Linked DNA regions of Homo sapiens: region 2 is linked to region 1. Evidence: chromatin loops called from intact Hi-C (ENCODE). Cell type or tissue: ascending aorta. All regions are shown on one strand.

Region 1 (2,500 bases):
ATCTTGGGGTTCTACCTACAGCGGTATCTTGAGTCCCTCCAGGAATACTCTTCACGGTCTCTTTCCTCTTCATTTGTTTCCTCCGACAATAATAAGGTGTAGTCCCACTAAGCGAGATACAGCCTGAGAACATCAGGGTCGCAGACTCTCCTTAACGTTAAGTAGCGCTTCCATCTTACCCAAGTCCAATTTACCTAGCTTCAGTCTCTTCATCTTTAAAACACGTTTAATAATTTGCTCGTGGCACTGTTGCAAAACTAGTTAAACTCGAGAATGTGAAAATGCTTCTAAATTCAGTGCTGGGCAAACATAAGGCGTATTTTGTTCCAAATATGAGCTGGTTTCCCTTGACCCGGCCAAGTCTGTCCCCTAGGTCTCTTCTACTCCGTTTTTCTCCAGTTTCCGGGGGGGTGGCTCTCAGTGACCGCGGTGGCCTGGCCCCAGGGCGTCCACGCTCCCCGCCAAGCGTTCCTTAGGGACCCGACAGGATCAGGAAAACTCCACGACGAGCATTCGGGGACGCCTGGAGCCCTGCCCAACTATCTCCGGGCTCTGGCTGCAGCCCTGACTGCGCCGGAAGTTTCCTGAGGAAGCACCATGGAGTTCACCCCTGTGCCCTCAGTCATGACCCCGCCGCGAGCAGCCCGGGACTTACCTGCTTTGCTGGCTACTTCCCTGCGCGCCCCGATCCCGAAGCTGTGGGTGGCCCGCCCGGGTACTTTTCTCGTGGGTCAGAGACACAGTGGTGAGCCTCTGACTTTTCAGAGTCATTTGTGGAAAACCTGCCACCGCCTGGTTTCCGTAGTGTAGTGGTTATCACGTTCGCCTCACACGCGAAAGGTCCCCGGTTCGAAACCGGGCGGAAACAAAGTGGTTCCCGTTTTTGTTTTTTTCCTTCCCCATATCCTTTCGAATTCTACGTAAGAATTCGCCCAGATCGCAGTGAGATCCCGGAACTCTAGGTCCGAGGAGAGTTGGAAGGACTGAAGGGCAGACCCCAGCAGCCGAGCGGCTCTCGACAACGGGCTCGGAGCCGGCGGCGCCCCTGGCGGCTGTGGGCGACTGGGTCCCTCCGGAGCCGTGAGACCTTTTGATATCATCAGGCACCGTGTCGCGGTTCCGCCCTGTCAGTTTTTGTGTCTTTTCTGACACCCAGAAGGAACTTCGGACACACTGGGAACCGGAAATGGCTGCTCAGTGAATGAAGTCGTCACTTCCGACCCGGACCCCTGAGGAGCAAGTTGTAGTTCAGGGCCTAGTCCTGAACGGCCGGTCCTTTTTTCAGACCCTGCTCAGGCTCTGGCTCTGGCTCCGGCTCCGGCCTCTTCGGCCGAGACTGCGATGGGTCGGTTTCCTCCACATAGTTTACAAACCTGTATACAGATCCAAGAGTGCGCTGGTGATTATCTCGCTTTGCGCTGATTGCCGGTATCATTAACTCAGTAGTCCAGAGGAACGAAACGAACGTGGTGACGGAGCGGGGATCACAACTCGCTCTGCTCTGTCACCCCCCCAAACTTGTCTTTACTGTGTTTATTTTCTCATTTGTCACCATCCAGTTCTCAGTCACGAAAATGTTAGTTCTTTCTCTTTCCTTTCAAGATTTTTAGGTTCTAAATCAGGTGGAAAGAATGTACATTTTTAATTAAAAGATTTTCACAATTCTCCTAAAAGGAGGACAAACAATTTGAACAGACACTTGATTAAAAAAAAGATATATGGGGCTGGGCGCGGTGGCTCACGCCTGTAATCCCAGCACTTTGGGAGGCTGAGGTGGGTGGATCACGAGGTCAGGGTGTTCCAGACCAGCCTGACCAAGATGGTGAAACCCCGTCTCCACTAAAAATATAAAAATTAGCTGGGCGTGGTGGCGGGTGCCTGTAATCCCAGCTATTCAGGAGGCTGAGGCAGGAGAATTGCTTGAACCAGGGAGGCGGAGGTTGCAGTGAGCTGAGATCGCGCCACTGCACTCCAGCCTGGGCTACAGAGCGAGACTCCATCTCAAAAAAAAAAAAAAGATATGTGGATTGCAAATAATCACATGGAAAGATGTCCAACGTCATTAATCATTAGGGAAACGCAAATTTAAAACACAATGAGATACCACTACACACATATCAGAATGTCTAAAATTTAAAAGACTGACCATACCAAGTTGGCAAGGATGTGGAGAAACCGGAACACTCATTCACTGCTGTTGGGAATGTAAAATGGTACATTCACTTTGGAAAACAGTTTGGGGGTTTTTAAAAGCGTTAAACTACTACAATATGACTCAGCCATTCCACTCCTAGGTATTTACCAAGAGTAAATAGAGCATATGCCCATACAAACGCCTGTACACAAACATTCATAGCAGCTCTATTTGTAATAGCCCCAAACTGTAGACTATCCAAATGTCAATCAACAAGTGAAAGACCGATCCATACAATGGAATGTTACTCAGCCAAAAAAAGGACGGAACTGCTCACATATACAACAACATGAATCTCAAGTATGC
Region 2 (2,500 bases), 360 kb after region 1:
ATGCCAATGAGTTTGCAGCCATATGTTACTGGGCCAGTGAGCTTCTCATTGACTTCTTCTCATACTCTTCCTTTTGTCCTTTCACCACAAACAGGCAGCAGAAAACAGCTGAAACGGAAGAGGGGACAGTGCAGATTCAGGAAGGTGAGTGCTAGAAACAGAACCAAGACTAAGAACCCATCATGGCCTCCCTTCCTTCCCCACCAGACCATCTCCTGTGCATCCTCCTCCTTCCGTGACATGCAAATGGAACGGGGGTAGAAAGGCAGTTAACTCACAGACTTTTCCTTTGTTCTTTTAATTCAGGTGCAGTGGCTACTGGGGAAGACCCAACCAGTGTGGCTATTGCCAGCATCCAGTCAGCTGCCACCTTCCCTGACCCCAACGTCAAGTACGTCTTCCGAACTGAGAATGGGGGCCAGGTAAGGGAGGGGGCCAGGTGGCTGCAGGTGTTATCTGGGGTTGGGATTGAGGGAGGTAATTGAACATGTCTTGGGGAGACCTGGCTTGGAGGATGAGTTGAAAGAGTGGACTGTTGCAGGGGAGGGAGGTGCTAATACTGGAGTAGAGACTGGTGTGAGGTTAGATGTATGCTGAAACCTCTGTGTGGGGAAAGAAGGGAGAATGGCTGAATCCATGTCTCTGAAGGACTTTGTTTTGGGGCCCTATCCAAGGGAAGCTTTATGAGGGGCCCTAGGATTCCCAACACTTAATCTTTTCTTCTCTCTTCACTCCCTCTGCCTTCCTCTACACTTCTAGGTGATGTACAGGGTGATCCAGGTGTCTGAGGGGCAGCTGGATGGCCAAACTGAGGGAACTGGCGCCATCAGTGGCTACCCTGCCACTCAATCCATGACCCAGGTACAGGGTATGGGCTGGGGAGGTCACTAGAGTTCTGAGAAGTAAGATGAAGAAGGGAATCAGTAGGATGGGGGTGAAGCTAGGAACAGTGAGGCATCTAAGGCTGCCTTGTCCCAAAGCACTAGGCTCTCCTTTTCTGGATGTTTCTCTCTCTCTCTCTCTCTCTCTCCACCCTACCTACCACCCCAACGGATAGAAGCTGCAGAGTGGTGTAGTGGGAAGAAGTTTTTGACTGTTACCAGAATCAGTTTTCTTGCTCCCCTTCCCAGGCGGTGATCCAGGGTGCTTTCACCAGTGATGATGCAGTTGACACGGAGGGGACAGCTGCTGAGACGCACTATACTTACTTCCCCAGCACGGCAGTGGGAGATGGGGCAGGGGGTACCACATCGGGGAGTACAGCTGCTGTTGTTACTACCCAGGGCTCAGAGGCACTGCTGGGGCAGGCGACCCCTCCTGGCACTGGTGAGATATTGCATGAGGATGCTGGCTGAAAGGGCTAGAATAGGCTGTGGGACATGACTGGTAGGCAGTGAGCCTTCACTCATGACTCTTAGTGATCATTAAGACCTGGACAGGCAGTGAGTCTGGGGCTGCTCTTCTATTAGCATGTTCTTTTTAGAGGAGGGGACCAGGGTCTTCACCTCAGGGCTTGGTGAGGTTCCTACCCATGTCCTGACAGAACCTACCCTGCATCTTCACAGGTCAATTCTTTGTGATGATGTCACCACAAGAAGTACTGCAGGGAGGAAGCCAGCGCTCAATTGCCCCTAGGACTCACCCTTATTCCCCGTGAGTGACCCTTGTTTCTTCTCAGATTCCGTAAGTGGTTTTTTTTTTTTTTTTTTTTTTTTGAGACAGAGTCTTGCTCTGTCACCCAGGCTGGAGTGCAGTGGCATGATCTCAGCTCACTGCAACCTCTGCTTCCAGGGTTCAAGCGTTTCTCATGCCTCAGCCTCCTGAGTAGCTGGAACTACAGACATGTACCACCACCCCTGGCTAATTTTTGTATCTTTAGTAGAGACAGGGTTTCACCATGTTGGCCAGGCTGGTCTCGAACTCCTGACCTCAAGTGATCCGCCTGCCTCGGCCTCCCAAAGTGCTGGGATTACAGGTGTGAGACACCACACCTAGCTACCATAAGTGGTCCTAATACCTGCTAAATCTTGTATAATTCCTTAACCCCAAACTTCAATCATGTATTTTGTCTTCTTACTCTGGCCACCCTGGGCTCTGTTGTCAGGAAGTCAGAAGCTCCCCGGACGACTCGGGATGAGAAACGCAGGGCTCAGCATAATGAAGGTAGGTATGATCTGGGTGGAGCTAGAAGCTGTCTGGTGTGATCTCAGCAGTGATGTCTGAGGGGAGGAGGGATTAGGTAATTTTACCCTGGGACTTGTGGCGAGTTTTCACTGAGTCACCTTGTCCTCCACTTTGCCCCACAGTGGAGCGTCGCCGCCGAGACAAGATCAACAACTGGATCGTGCAGCTCTCCAAGATAATCCCAGACTGCTCTATGGAGAGCACCAAGTCTGGCCAGGTCATGGAAAGACCCTGGTAGTGGGCAGGATGCCTGAATTCTGCCTCCTGGTATTGTTTCCAGAAATGGTAGAGAGAGGGGCACACATGACAGTAGTCT

The links. A loop is a pair of places that touch in the nucleus more often than their neighbours do. Peaks named below come from ENCODE experiments on the same cell type or tissue, not always from the same donor. Only the 100,000 strongest peaks of a DNase experiment are listed, where the experiment ranks them.
Region 2: a loop joins it to region 1, with 2.3 times the contacts of the local background. A loop is called at or near these places in 6 of 110 quality-filtered maps.

Annotation. Positions count from the first base shown.
Region 1 is chr1:161,398,068-161,400,567 of GRCh38, reverse strand. TRV-CAC1-1 (tRNA-Val (anticodon CAC) 1-1) reads left to right here and starts at 796; the gene lies at 796-868. RefSeq lists enhancers at 36-635, 636-1,235, 1,243-1,382 and a silencer at 823-902. In ascending aorta, a CTCF peak has its summit at 1,022; DNase peaks (open chromatin) are centred at 737 and 1,207; H3K4me3 peaks cover 2,068 bases; H3K27ac peaks cover 2,500 bases.
Region 2 is chr1:161,040,477-161,042,976 of GRCh38, reverse strand. USF1 (upstream transcription factor 1) reads left to right here. Exons shown (of 11, transcript NM_007122.5): 3 at 95-144; 4 at 307-422; 5 at 760-861; 6 at 1,131-1,326; 7 at 1,566-1,653; 8 at 2,105-2,163; 9 at 2,307-2,401. Among named protein-coding and RNA genes, the nearest start is that of TSTD1, 2.8 kb to the right of the region's middle. RefSeq lists an enhancer at 1,061-1,220. In ascending aorta, a CTCF peak has its summit at 1,304 (motif pointing left); a DNase peak (open chromatin) is centred at 1,288.